2 separate regions of the Homo sapiens genome follow, and region 2 is linked to region 1. Evidence: read pairs that join two places in POLR2A ChIA-PET (ENCODE). Cell type or tissue: A673. All regions are shown on one strand. Links, peaks and the distances in the headings refer to the core of each region. The heading gives the core; the rest is flanking DNA.

What was found. Peaks named below come from ENCODE experiments on the same cell type or tissue, not always from the same donor. Only the 100,000 strongest peaks of a DNase experiment are listed, where the experiment ranks them.
Region 2: POLR2A ChIA-PET joins it to region 1 with 8 read pairs; 2 of 35 experiments call an interaction of 5 or more read pairs at or near these places.

Annotation. Positions count from the first base shown.
Region 1 is chr6:97,582,703-97,590,356 of GRCh38, reverse strand. All of the region lies in intron 1 of LOC101927314 (a long non-coding RNA gene), which reads right to left. Among named protein-coding and RNA genes, the nearest start is that of MMS22L, 300 kb to the right of the region's middle. In A673, for the core only: a CTCF peak has its summit at 3,808; a DNase peak (open chromatin) is centred at 3,796; H3K27ac peaks cover 1,448 bases.
Region 2 is chr6:97,764,838-97,772,491 of GRCh38, reverse strand. No RefSeq gene overlaps it. Among named protein-coding and RNA genes, the nearest start is that of MIR2113, 260 kb to the left of the region's middle. RefSeq lists an enhancer at 5,667-7,654. In A673, for the core only: no CTCF peak of the experiment used is centred there; no DNase peak of the experiment used is centred there.

The DNA.
Region 1 (7,654 bases), core at 2,468-4,967:
CCTACAATTAAAATTTATCTGTAAAGTGCCTACTAAATTTTTTGGCAGAAAGTTGGCTTCAATAAACTATATGAATAAGGAGGAAGGGAAAGGAGAGAGAGAGAAGATGTTAGGTTTGAGGTATCATATGTCGACACACAATGGAAATATATAGTAGACAATGGGAAAATGTGTGTCAATAATTCAGGCAACAGGTTTAATTGAATATATGGAGTTAGATCAACAAAAGTAATTTTTCCTATTATTTTCTTTCAATACACATTATTTATTTTCTCCAAGGCATTTATCACAATTTGTAATCGCATATTTATTTGTTTACTGGAACCTTATCTCTTACAAATTGGTTTTTATGAGGGAGGAGTTATAACTGCTTTTTACTCCACATAGAGCACATAATAAGGGCTCAGCAATTATTGTTAACTGAGAACTATCAACTGAAAATCTGTATCTATAAAAGACAGGTCAGTCAGTCAGTGCTCAGTGGTGGAAAAGAAGAGCTATTAGAACACTGAAATTCTAATAGAAATGAATACTGTTCATTAAGTTAATTACAGTTATTTTAACTTAATAAAACTGGTGAAAATATTTTAAAAGTTTAAATTAAAATGATATCCCCATGAGCTGATGCCAATATGAACAACATTTATGTTAACAACATTGTCTGATGTGTAGTAAATGAACAATAAATATTATTGAATGAATGACAAATTTATGAAACCAATTGTAGTCCATGTGTAATGATTTTATTAAAAGCCAATTTTTAAGATGCATTGTAAGTCATAAGAAATATTTCAAAATGTACCAGTTAACCAAGGAAAATAAAACAGAGAGAATGAGTAGAGAAAAATGCAAGAATTACAACTATTGTCAAACATAGCATTAGTTGCAAAGTTCATTTTGTCTTATAGCCACATATAGCATCAGAAAGAAAAAGAAGTTTAAATCAGGAATCCTTAGGAAAGTTTTCAACATGTCACCAAAACAACAGATGGTATCCAATAGAAATAGTGATAAGAACCAACTGAAAAATAACATCAGAAAAAAGCAAAAGAAAGAAAAGGGGAAAAAATACTCTAGCCTAGAGAATAAAATAGGCCCACAAAATGTTAATATGTAAAAAAAAAAAAGAAGCCAACCAATGAAACTTTTTATCAAAACAGCATAAATCCTGCCAAGAAAAAAAACTATAAAAAATTTTGGTTAGAGGACCAACAAAATTATTTTAGTTTTCTTTAATCAACAAATTAGATAACATAATGTATGTGGATTTTCATATCTTAAGAAAACTTACATACCAATAAGAAATCTCTGGTTTTAAAACATGTTGGAGGGAGGTAGAACACATACAAATATATAATCAATAAAATAATGAGAGATAAAATAAAATAGTTTCTTTTTAAGTACTAAATCAATACCTAATTAAATAATTTGGAAATAATAGGAGCAAAAATTGCGTAAAGGATCTTTTGGATTTCTTCTCCATATACCGATTAAGAAAATTGTCCCAAGGAATTGAAAAATTTTACCGATGATAAAATTATAAAAATGTATGGAAAAGGAAAATTAATTCAATATAGCATGATTTTTAAATGAAATTATCTTCTCCTTATAAGGAGTCTAATATATACCGAGTAACATGCTAGGCACTTGGGGGATGGGGAAGAATAAGTCAGATATGTTTCCTGCCCTTGTAAGTTTACAGTCTAATGAAACAGGAAGTTAATAGACAAACACATTAAAAAATAACAGATTGTGTTACATGCCATCAAAATAGGAATAGAGTACTATAAGACAGCTAGGGGAGCCCTGAAGCCTTTTAGGATATTATAAATTGCCTGGAGAAATTAACAGCTTGGAATACAGCAGTGAAAATAGACATGCAGAGAAAATATATAGAAGTATTTTTGCACTGGGATTTACTGCTTTTTAAAAATAGATTGAATGCGGGAAGAAAATGTAAAGAAAAAATTCAAGGATGAGTTAGCAACTTGTTAGATGACTTTAGTCATTTACTACAATGAGGGACAACTGGACATAGGAATCTAGAGCATGGAGAAGCTGTAAGGATGGAAGACTTAATCTTTTTTTTTTTTTTTATTTGAGACAGAGTCTTGCTCTGTCACCCAGGCTGGAGTGCAGTGGCGCGATCTTGGCTCACTGAGACCTTTGCCTCCCAGGTTCACGCCATTCTCCTGCCTCAGCCTCCTGAGTAGCTGGGACTACAGGCGCCCGCCACCACGCTCGGCTAATTTTTTTTGTATTTTTAGTAGAGACAGGGTTTCACCGTGTTAGCTAGGATGGTCTCAATCTCCTGACCTCGTGATCCGCCCGCCTCGGTCTCCCACAGTGCTAGGATTACAGGCTTGAGCCACCGGGCCTGGCTGGAAGACTTAATCTTACTGTGCCATCAATATATATTTTAAATTATTAGTGGTTGCGTTTCCTGGGAAGAAAGCATAGAAAAGGAACACAGATTCAAAATCAAATCCAGAGGAATTCCCACATGTAGTGATAGAAGTGGAAAAAACTAGGCAAACACAAGGGAAAAGAGGTAGAAGAAAATGAAGAGAGTAACTCTTTTGTGGCTTCTTGCAAGAATCGGCCCAATTTTTAAAAGGAAGGAGTGGTCAGTTGAGCCAAATGCTGCTCAGAATACGCTAAGCTCACTCCCACCAGCTACAACCCACTCCTCCTGCCACTTTCAGCCTGACTCAAGAATAAGATAAATCTCTAAGTATGTTTCAAATTTATCAAACATAAATAGGTCCCAAGTATGTGGGCCTTAAAAAACAGTAAGACTCACATATAGAAGGACAATGTGAATGAATAAAAAATTGCCAATTTTCAGCTATAGATAGTAATCTGGGATAATTTAAATTAAATGAACATTTTACTACATGCCAAAGTAAACTTCAGAGAGTTGTTAAATGTTTTTTATACATTGATGAAAAGTGAATAGAAAAGAGAATAGAATATCAGATCTACGAAAGAATAACTTTCTCAGATTTGAAGCAAAGAAAAAATAATGAAGGAAAAGATCAACAGATTTTAATATACATTCACTTAGAACTCCCAATCAATGAAAATCAGTAACTCAGATAAAAAGCACGTGTAGGAGAAAATATTCTGAAGTTGTAATGGTTGTATTTACTGAGACTTTACTGGATCAGTCACAAGCAGGTAACAATTAATTTATTATTTCCCACCACTTTTCCTGATTGATCAGATTTCAAAGCTATTTGCAGTCACTTGCAGAAAGTAAAAGTTCGATTCAGTCTAATATCAAAACTACAGATCATCAGCTAATGACATTCTTCTTCCCTCCTCCAGTTTTGGCCTGCCCTGGACTCAGAAACCCACAGGAAGGAAAAGAATATAAGCAGCTTCTTCACATTTTCTTCACTCCACCTCTTTGTAACTACTCTCTAGCTGCTATTTTGGTCCCTCTAGAGTTGGGTCTGCAGGAGTAAATTAAGAGAAAGGGACAGTGTACTATGGCTAATGAGCTGTCTCTGACATCAGGACTGCTTGTTTTTTTCCCAGGGCATTTTGGGAAACTTCTTGGTTCATTGAAAGCAGAGGATGTCATCTTATGCTGGCTTTTAAGACAAACTTCCTCAGTCCCCTACCTTCTGAGGCTTCACAGTATGGATATTCTATCTATTGGAAAGTTTCCCCCAACCCAGAAGACTTGTTTCTCCTGAAGGTGAATCTTCCAGAGCAGAATCTCTTTCAAGATAATACAGTTGGCTTCCCTTCATCCAGTTCATTTGGTCTGCTGGAAAACTCAAGCATCTTAGCTCCCCCTGTGGGTAATTCAGCTAGTTCTTCTACATTCACAGGATCTAACCAGCCAAGCTGTCACTTTGGGACTGCTCAGGCCTGGGTTGGGTAGCAGTTCCTGTTTCCCTTAAATTTCAGGGGACATAAGACACTTCCCCTCTCAAAGTAGATTTCTTAAAGCTTCTCCAGCTTTGCTGGAGGGGGAGAAATATCCCTTCTGCTACTCCATGAGGAATGAGAGAGGGAATGCCACAACACACACACACAACTCACTCTCCATTTCTCTTTTACCCCAAGATAGCCTTTGTAACTGGCCTGTTGTGTATAATGTTGTTTTCACAGTACTCTGAGACCATGAGAAAATGCACAGTTAGCATGCTGCTTCATTGTTAGGGTTGGAGTGGGTCCTTTTACATTGCTGGTAGCAATTGTATATCAGTACAACCTTTTAGAAAGAATTGCAAGGCCTAGTAATTCTGCTGGAAATACTACTCAAAAAAACCATGAAAAGGTCTATGCATATAGATGTCCACCGTAGTATTCATTGTCTAAAGCAGTTCCCAGATCACAAATGTCTGCTAATGCTAAATCATAAGGAGAAGTTTGTTTTCTCAGAAACTTACATTAACAAGTATTTTACTCACCCTTTCTTACTTTTAACTTTTGCTTGTGAGGACCCTCACTCTTCCCCACTAGTCTTGACTTCCTAATCTTATTTTCATCGTTGTAGGTCCAAATTTTGTTGGAACTTTGTTACATGAGACACGATTTTGTTAGTTCTCTCAAGCAACTTATGGACAACAGCAGTTACAAAAGAAAGAATGAATGAGGAAACCCCTGCAAGAACACTCAACTGTCCAAAAAGAATAGTGAAACTGCCTGAGGCAGCAGTCACTGTCAATCAAAGACATCACATTGCCCTACCCAGACCACCATAACAATTTAATCAGAATCTGTAGGGGTGAGCTGAGGCTTCATAATTTCTTTAACCCCTCCCATGGGTGATCCTAATGTGTAGCCAAATTTGAGAATCACCATTATAGAGATTATCATCTAGAGAAAAGAAGAGACAGGCAAAAGAGCACATGAATAATATATGTATTATAGAGCCAATCAAAATTTTAAAAGATGAAGAACAGATAGAAAAACATGGTATAACCTCTAAACATAGCATACAAAGGCCTTTATCATCTCATCTCTACTTACACTATCCTATTTGTTGCTCCTTTCGTGGTCCTTCCCATCCTGTGTTAGAACCACACTAACCTTCTCAGGTACCTAAACATGCTAGGCCCTCTTGGGCTCAGCCTGATTTCCTTCTTGATCTACCTAGATCATTCCTTCTCCCAGCTAACAGATGAGGTGCATTCCCCTACAAATGGCCTCTCTGACAACAGAACAAGACTCCGTCTCAAAAAAAAAAAAAAAAAAAAAGGCCTCCCTGACCATCCAGGCTGACCTGGATGCCTATGTATATCATAGCACTTCCTGCTCAAAACAGGTCATGTCACACTGTATTGTAACTGTTAGTTAATTTATATTTCAGTTTTTATCACTTTGAAAGCAGGAACACTGTCTTCATTTCATCTCTGAATCCTAATATCTATCAATGTGACTCGCACAGAGGAAGTGTTCAATAAATGTTGGGTTGAATTTTTTAATGCACATAATATAAATAATCATCAAATACAAAATTGTAACTATGAAAACATTTTTGGATTGGAGAATTATATATTAGAAGAAGGAGGAAAAGAAAAAATGAGTGACAGAGAAAGAAAACAAAGAAAGCAAAGAAGAAAGAGAAAGGAGGAGAGAGGGAGGGAGGACAAGATGGAGGGAGGAAGGCAAGAAAAAAAACTAATACAGAATACCTTGTAATTGACAATAATTATAATTTCATTTAATTCACACAGAATTCTCTGGGGTAAATACTATTTTTCTTATCTCACAGATGATTAAACTGAGGTCAAGAGAATTAAATCATTTATTCAACTTTGGAAAGTTTATAAGTACTATATTCAGGTTTTGAATCAAGGTTTATAAGATCAAAAATAGCTATCATTTTCAGAACTAAAATAGTTATTTTTTAACCTTGATTTAAGAGAAATGTTTCATGGGCTGGAGGCTACAAGCAGGGTGAAGTACCAGCAGATAAGAAAGTCAACACAGGTCTATCTTCTATAATGCTCAAAAGTAAATCCACTCACATACAAATCCACAGTTGCAGTCCTTGTGGAGAAAATTCAGCAAAACCGTATTACTGAAAAAGTATCACAGTGATTAGTTATTTTCTGCATTTACCATTCTATGTTTAAGCTGCCATTAAAAGTCTATCACATTCGACATTGTTTAACAGAATTTCTTTGCTAGGGTGTTATTAATACATAACCATTCTGCAGATTAGATTTTCAGGACCAAAGCTGAATTTCCTCAACTTCCTAAGACTAACTTCATCAAAATTGAAACAAAATAGGTGGTATCTATATCTCTGTGCTTATGGTTTGTGATAGCCTACAAACAAAAGGAAGTTGTGAGATTTCATTACACGTGTTAGCAATAAGAAACCAACAAAAGAAGCTATTTTAAATACACAAGCAAAATCTATAATATATAACCATAAGTATTAAGAAAGATGCTTTGAGAAATAGAAGAGGACACACAAAAATATGAAAAGATATGCCATGTTCAAGGATTGGAAGAATCAATATTGTTAAAATGTCCATACTACCCAAAGCAATCTACAGATTTCATGAAATCTCTATCTAAATATCAATGACATTCTTCACAGAAATAGAAAAAAAAATCCTAAAATTTATATGGAACCACAAAATACCCAGACTAGACAAAACTATCTTAAGCAGAAAGAACAAAACTGGAGGAATCACATTCTCTCACTTCAAATTTTACTACAGAGCTATGGTATTTGAAACGACATGGTAATGGCATAAAAACAAACACATAAACCAGTGGAACTGAATAGAGATCCCAGAAATAAATCCATACATTTATGGTGAGCTCATTTTTGACAAAGGTGCCAAGAACATACATTGAGGAAAGGACAGTCTCTTCAATAAATGGTGCTGGGAAAACTGGGTATCCAAAGGCAGAAGAATGAAAATAGACCCCTATGTCTCATCATATAAAGAAACCAAACCAAAACGGATTAAAATGGATTAAAGGCTTAAAGCTAAGACCTCAAACTATGAAACCACTTAAAAAAAAAAAAAAAAAACATTGGGGAAACTCTCCAAGACATCGGTCTGGGCAAAGACTTCTTAAGTAATATCCCACAAGCACAGGCAACCAAAGCAAAAATGGACAGATTAGATCACATCAAGCTAAAAAACTTCTGCACAGAAAAGGATATAATCAACAAAGTGAAGAGACAACCCACAGAATGGGAGAAAATATTTGCTAACTACTCATCTGAAAAGGGATTCCTAATCAGAATATATAAGAAGCTCAAACAACTCTAATGAAAAAATTTTGATAATCTAATTTTTTAAATTGGCAAAAAAATCTGAATAGGTATTTCTCAAAAGAAGACATACAAATGGCAAACAGGTATATGAAAAGGTGCTCAACATCACTGGTCATCAAAGAAATGTAGATCAAAACTATGAGACATTATCTCACTCCAGTTAAAATGGTTTTTATCCAAAGCCAGGCAGTGACAAATGGTGACAAGGATGTGGAGAAAAAGGAACCTTTATATACTGTTGGTGGGAATGTAAATTAGTACAACCACTATGGAGAACAGTTTGGAAGTTCCTCAAAAAACTAAAAATAGAGCTACCATATAATCCAGCAACTCCATTCCAAGGTATATACCCAAAAGAAAGGAAATCAGTATATCAAAGAGATAACTTCA
Region 2 (7,654 bases), core at 2,136-4,635, 180 kb before region 1:
TTATGAAGGTCTAAACAACATTTGGCTCTACTCTGCCTTTCTGAGATTTAAGAGAGGGACCTTAACTCTTTTAGTATGAAACTACAGTCACTTTCAGAAAGAGAGAATTTAAGCCGTCCTTACAGGAACTTCAAAAATGTCTGTAGAAGTATTCAGAGATGAGCACAAAGGGTAGAGAAAATCAAATGTAAATTATGTTTCCCTTTAATTTTCATGTGGGTTGTATTCTAAAGCAAACAATTGTACATTGGATGACTTTTGTGGATGATGAGCTGTTTCCTTCTGTCTTTCACAAGCCTCTGTGACAGTAAGGGGTATATAAAGCTCTGAGTGAAGATCTGAAGCTGTTATTAAAATGGAAATATTTAAAGCAGCCAGGAGTCTGTGAGAGTCTGTTCTGGTGACACATTAATGCATTTGAAAGGATATTAAAGCTTAACACAGAGGGGAAATAGTTCTAATGGCAAAATGTAAAGCTGCTTAACAGAATTACACCTAGAACTCTGTGTATTAGGTCTAAAATACCTCTACTCTTATATTACTCAGAGTAAAGCTGTATGTTGGTTTGAGTGCTTCTGCAGTTTTACAGTTTCCTAATTTCAGGTCTTAGTGTTTTTAAGTGCAAAAATTATGTTCTGGTTTATGCTTTTGTAGAGTCAATTGGTAGTGCTTCTCACCTTGTGTGTGAGACTTAAAGATGTGCCATGTTTCAACAACATTTTCATCAGTGTGTAAAGGTTATTTTTTTACAACAAAAGATATGAACTTGTCTTACACAGATTATTGAGAAGGGCCCATCATGCCACACAGTAGAGTGCATGTCATGTCTGGAAGTAGAAGAGAAGAGGCTTGATGAAAAACTAAGTCAGCACCAAGAAAGACGGCATGTTTCTGTTTGCATGAATGATTGTGACCCTATTCATATGCAAAAAAGTGGGATCCATTCACTAAATAGTTTTTCTTAAGCAAGAACACAAGATAAGAGGGCCCATAACTCACTGTCACGCTGTAGTCCTGACTTTTCTAAATACCCCTGAGTAATGGAGAGTCATTTTGATTCTTTTCATCCTTCACTGTACAACCCAAACTTGAATATCCCAGAGCATTCCATAAAGAAAAAATGCTAGAGAAACACTGAAAATATGTCTCTAATTTTGCTTTAAGATGCAAAATGGTAAAACAGTATAGAAAATAAGGTGTCTGTCCTTGAGGAAATTACAATTCACCTGCAGACATGAAATACTGTTACAGTGTAAGAATACTGGTGATTAGGTGAAAAATCTAGAAACTAGTACTTCTGCGTTATACGACACTATGTAGTAGAAATATTTTACCTGAGAAATAAATAAGCTTTAGATTCAAATTACAGATACTGTATTGCTTAAAAATACATACCATGATCTAATAAGATTATTGTATAAAACTACAGTATACTTGGAAAATATTGATCATGAGGTACAGATGCACAAGCTGTGCTGAACAAAAGATAAGTTAGGGAAAGAAGGGTCTGTATTTACATTTTTTAATATATACCATGTAGTAATTCCCAAATTAGGGTTAAAATATTTGTACTATCCACAGACAACTTCAATAGCTTATTCATTCATTACTTAAGTCTTAAAGGGAGGCATTTACTTTTCATGGTCAAATCAAGAAATAATTTTTAATATGTTTCATTTTGAACATGGGGTGAAAATAATTAAGAATTATAATGTATACTTGTTCTTATAAGAATTATACTTATAATGTTGATTTGAATTTGTTTCCTTTTAGCACTTTTATCCATGTTGATCCTAGTTATGCCCTTCCAATTAAATAATGTCTCTGATTACTTCATTTTATAAAGTTACTATGTCATAATAATTAAATCCTTGTGCTTTATAATCCCAGTAGAACTGATGTAAAACATGGTTTTCCCATTTGAATTTGCACAAATTAATTTATATAGTTACTATTATTCCTATTTTATACTTAACAAAACTATGGTCATAAATTAATAAATAAATGCCCATATCAAAAAGTTAGAAAGATCTCAAATTGACATCCTAACATCACAACTAAGAGAACTAGAGAACCAATAGCAAACAAACCCCAAAGCTAGCAGAAGACAAGAAATAAACAAGATCAGAGCGGAACTGAAAAAGATAGAGACAGCAAAATCCCTTCCAAAGAAAATCAACAAATCCAGGAGCTGGATTTTTTGAAAAAAATCAAAAAAATAGACCATGGGCCGGGCATGGTGGCTCTTGCTTGTAATCCCAGCACTTTGGGAGGCCAAGGCAGACGAATCAGTTGAGGTCAGGAGTTCGAGACCAGCCTAGACAACATGGTGAAATGCTGTCTCTACTAAAAATACAAAAATTAGCTGAGTATGGTGGCATGCAACTGTAGTCCCAGCTACTAGGGAGGCTGAGGCAGGAGGATCACTTGAACTCAGTAGATGAAGGTTGCAGTGAGCCAAGATCGTGTCACTGCCCTCCAGACTGGACAATAGAGTGAGACTCCATCTCAAAAAAAAAAAAAAAAAAAAAGACTGCTAGCTAGACTAATAAAGAAGAAAAGAGAGAAGAATCAAATAGACACACAAAAAAGATAAAGGGGACCCCACAGAAATACAAACAACCATCAGAGAATACTATAAACAGCTATATGCAAATAAACTAGAAAATCTAGACAAAAAGGATAAATTCCTGGAAACATACACCCTTCCAAAACTGAACAGTAAGAATTTGAATCCCTGAATAAATCAATAACAAGTTCTGAAATTGAGGCAGTCATAAATAGCTTACCAACCAAAAAATGCCCAGGACTAGATGGATTTACAGATGAATTCTACCAGAGGTAAAAGAGGAGTTGGTACCATTTCTTCTGAAACTATTTCAAACAATTCAAAAGGATGGACTCCTCCCTAACTCATTTTTCGATGCCAGCATCATCCTGATACCAAAACCTGGCAGAGATACAACAAAAAAAGAAAACTTTAGGCCAATATCCCTTATGAACATTAATGCAGAAATCCTCAATAAGATACTGGCAAACCAAATCCAGTAGCACATCAAAAGGCGTATCCACCACAATCAAGTGGGCTTCATCCCCATGATGCAAGGCTCGTTCAACATATGCAAATCATAAATGTAATTCATCACATAACAGAACTAAAGACAAAAACCACATGATTATCTCAATAGACACAGAAAAGGTCTTTAATAAAGTTGAACATCCCTTCATGTTAAAAACTCCCAATAAACAAGGTATTGATGGAACATACCTCAAAATAGTAACAGTCATTTATGACAAACCCACAGCCAATATCATACTGAATGGACAAAAGCTGAAAGCATTCCCCTTGAAAACTGGCATAAGACAAAAATGCTGTCTGTCACCACTCCTATTAAACATAGTGTTGGAAGTTCTGGCCAGGGCAATCTAGGCCAGAGAAAGAAAGAACGGGTACTCAAATAGGACGAGAAAAAGTCAAACTGTCACTCTTTGCAAATGACATGGTCCTATATCTAGAAAACCCCAGAATCTCAGCCCAAAAGCTTCTTAAGCTGATAAGCAACTTCAGCAAAATCTCAGGATACAAAATCAATGTGTAAAAATCACAAGCATTCCTACATACCAACAATAAACAAGCAGAGAGCCAAATTATGAATTAATTCCCATTCACAATTGCTGCAAAGAGAATAAAATAAATAGGAATAGAGCTAACAAGGGAAGTAAAGGACCTTTTCAAGGAGAACTACAAACCACTGCTCAAGGAAATCAGAGAGGACACAAATGGAAAGACATTCCATGCTCGTGGATAAGAAGAATCAATATCATGAAAATGACCATACTGCTCAAAGTAATTTATAGATTCAATGAGATTCCCATTAAAATATCACTGATATTCTTTACCTAGAATTAGAAAAAAACTAAAGTTCATATGGAACCAAAAGAGAGCCCACATAGCCAAGACAATTCTAAGCAGAAAAAAAAACTGGAGGCGTCACGCTACCCAACTTCAAACTATACTACAGGGCTACAGTAACCAAAACAGCATTGTATTGGTACAAAAACAGACACATAGACCAATGGAACAGAATGGAGATCTCAGAAATAAGACCACACAACTACAACCATCTGATCTTTGACAAAACTGACAAAAACAAGCAATGGGGAAAGGATTTCCTATTTAATAAATGGTGCTGGGAGAATAGGCTAGCCTATGCACAGAACTGAAACTGGACCCCTTCTTTACACCTTACACAAAAATTAACAAGATGGATTAAAGACTTAAATGTAAAACACACAACTATAAAAACCCTTGAAGAAAACCTAAGCAATACCATTTAGGACATAGGCACCGGCAAAGATTTCATAATGAAAATGCCAAAAGCAACTGCAACAAAAGCCAAAATTGACAAATGGGATCTTATTAAACTAAAGAGCTTCTGTACAGCAAAAGAAACTATCATCAGAGTGAACAGGCAACCTACAGAATGGGAGAAAATTTTTGCAATCTATCCATCTGACAAAGGCTTAATATCCAGCATCTACAAGGAACTTAAATTTATAAGAAGAAAACAAACAACTCCATTAAAAAGTGGGCAAAGAACACGAAGAGACATTTCTCAAAAGAAGACACTTATGCAGCCAAAAAACATGTGAAAAAAAGCTCAACATTGCTGATCATTAGAGAAATGCAAATCAAAACCACAGTGAGATACCATCTCACGCCAGTCAGAATGGCAATTATTAAAAAGTCCATAAACAACCGATGCTGGCAAGGCTGTGGAGAAACAGGAATGCTTTTATACTGTTGGTGGAAATGTAAATTAGCTCAACCATTCGGGAAGACAGTGTGGCTATTCCTCAAAGACCTAGAGGTAGAAATAAAATTAAATATCATTTAACCCAGCAATCCCATTACTGGGTATATACTCAGAGGAATATAAACCATTCTTTTATAAAGATATGTGCACGCATATGTTCGTTACAGCACTACTCACAATACCAGAGACATGGAATCAACCCAAATGCCCATCAATGATAGACTGGAAAAAGAAAATGTGGTACATATACACCATGGAATACTATGCAGCCATAAAAATGGAAGGAGATCATGTCCTTTGAAGGGACAGGGATGGAGCTGGAAGCCATTATCCTCAGCAAACTAACACAGGAACAGAAAACCAAACACCCCAAGTTCTCGCTTACAAGCGAGAGCTGAACAATGAGAACACATGGACACAGGGCTGGGGAACAATACACACGACGGCTTGTCAGGGGGCAGGGTGGGGAGGGGGAGAGCATTAGGAAAAATAGCTAATGCATGCTGAGTTTAATACCTAGGTGAAGGGTTGATAGGTATAGCCAACCGCCATGGCATACGTTTACCTATGTAACAAACCTGCACATCCTGCACTTGTATCCTGGATCTTAAAATTAAATTAAATTAAAATTTTAAAAAATACATAAAAGAAATGTGAAGATAAAAAACAAAAAGCATCCTTTTTTCTATTTGTACATATGTTTAATAATGTATATAGTATATTAACTCAGTAATGTGGGAGATTTTATATATATTATATATAAATATATGCACATATTCATATATATTATATATACCTAGCGAAATTTTTTTCCAGCTAAGGCTGTCCAATCCAGAATGGTAGAAGACCTCTCTGCTTCTCAACTGGCTTTTTGTAATAGACTCTGACTGGTCTTTCAGTCCAACTCTCAGCTCTGATTGAACCTGGCAAGAAAATATTGATTGGACATCTGGTACCCTTTGGCCCCAGTCCTTTGCTCTTGCCATTTCCTTACCTAAAATATCCTTCCCTTTCCTCTGACACATTTCCATTTTATACCATCCTTCAAGACTCAGTTCAGATGACCTCTTCTTGATCTTCTGCCTGAAGTGACCTTTCTCTCTTCTAAAAATCCATGGCAGGGATGTTCACAATTCTGCTATGGCAAGCTTCATAGTCAATAGTGATTTGTTTTTATGTATTTTCCCAAGTAGTTAATCATAAGCTCCTTAGGGAGAAAGTCCATTTTTATATACTTTCATACCCTCGACACAGCCAGAACAGTGCACATAGTAGGTACTCAATAATCATCTATTTAATTAAGTAATTGAAATTATGAATAGCAATCTCCTTAACTTCCTCCAAGTTACATTGCAATTTGTGTTTTTTTAAGACTACTTCTATTTTTAACTACAGTATATACTTGGTAAAGGATTTTACAACTCTCTAAATTAGCCCATGGTGATTACCCCTACTGTGCAATTTGCCACTATTTTATTAAAGCAAGATTAAAGATAATACTTCATTGGAAGAAGTAACAGCAGCATTAACCTCTATTTACCTTGACATAATAAAGCTTTAATAAAACATGGGCAAATTGCATTGAGGGGGATAATTATTCTAACATAAAATTTAAAGGGAATTTAATTTCTTATTCTTGCATGTTTAGTGCTTTAAGATTAGTGTCATTAATGTCCTTTTTCTCATTTATAGAGGATACATAAAAACATTCAACCCTCTCCAATTTGTTTTCTTATTAAATAATTCTGAATTTATATTCAAATTCATAAACATAAGAACATAATTTTAAATGTACAGTTTTTCAGAAGTAAGTATCCTTATAGAATGTCAGGGCAGCAAGCATTGTGTGGGAGAGATTTTACCCCAAGCCAAAAAAAAAAAAAAAAAACAACAACAAAAAAAAAAAAGCATCTTTGGCATCCTTGTCTAAATTTTTGAGTGTTGAATCAAGAAGATTCTTGTTTGTTTTATATCCTCTGGCTTTATTACATCAGACAAGCTTCAAAGGGGCAGAGCACATAGGATTGAAAAATAACACAGCTGCATTTTGCAATGGAGTGTTCTGCCTCTGCCTATGTTTTGTTGTTCATGTAATACTTTTCAATAAACAAAGATGTCAATCAACTCTCTTTGCAGCACATCACATTTCAGATTTAAACCACTTCAGACACATCACTGCCCCAAGCTCACGCATTTAACAGATAAAAATTCAGCTTTCTGTCAAGGCAGAATGCAGTATCGATTGTAGGTGGTATTTAGGCGAGAGTGTGGCAGAATAATATTACCTCTACAGTCACATATAGTCCACTATAGAAGCATAACATAAAGTGCATTAGGCTGCTTACAAAATTTTTTTTCTAATGGCTCAGCATTGATTAATAGCCATTTCCAAACACATTCCTAGGAAAGACTTCTACATGCAGCAAATTGTGAGGGTGGCAGAGGGGGGTTAGGAACACATGATAGCAATCATGAAAACTTTGATCACTTGATTTGATTCTAGTGCTTTGTAAATTAGCATAATTATTCAAACATGCTTCATTAAAAATCGTGACTGTACAAGTCCTTCAGTTTAATGATCCAAGTATATATCACGTGAGCCAAGCTTTAAATAAGAATACCAACTCAGTGCTAGGATGCTGTGAGAGATTTGTTCTTAAAATCAAGAGAAAGTGTAAAAACACAAACTCCAAAACCCAAACCAGGAAAAAAGAAATCTAATAGGCACACCAACAGTGCATGTGGTGGGTAATATTTTTCTATTTATCTTCACATCTATCTGAATGTCTCTTGAGGCCACCAAAGGTTAGATACCACGTCACTTCTAAGCTACTAGA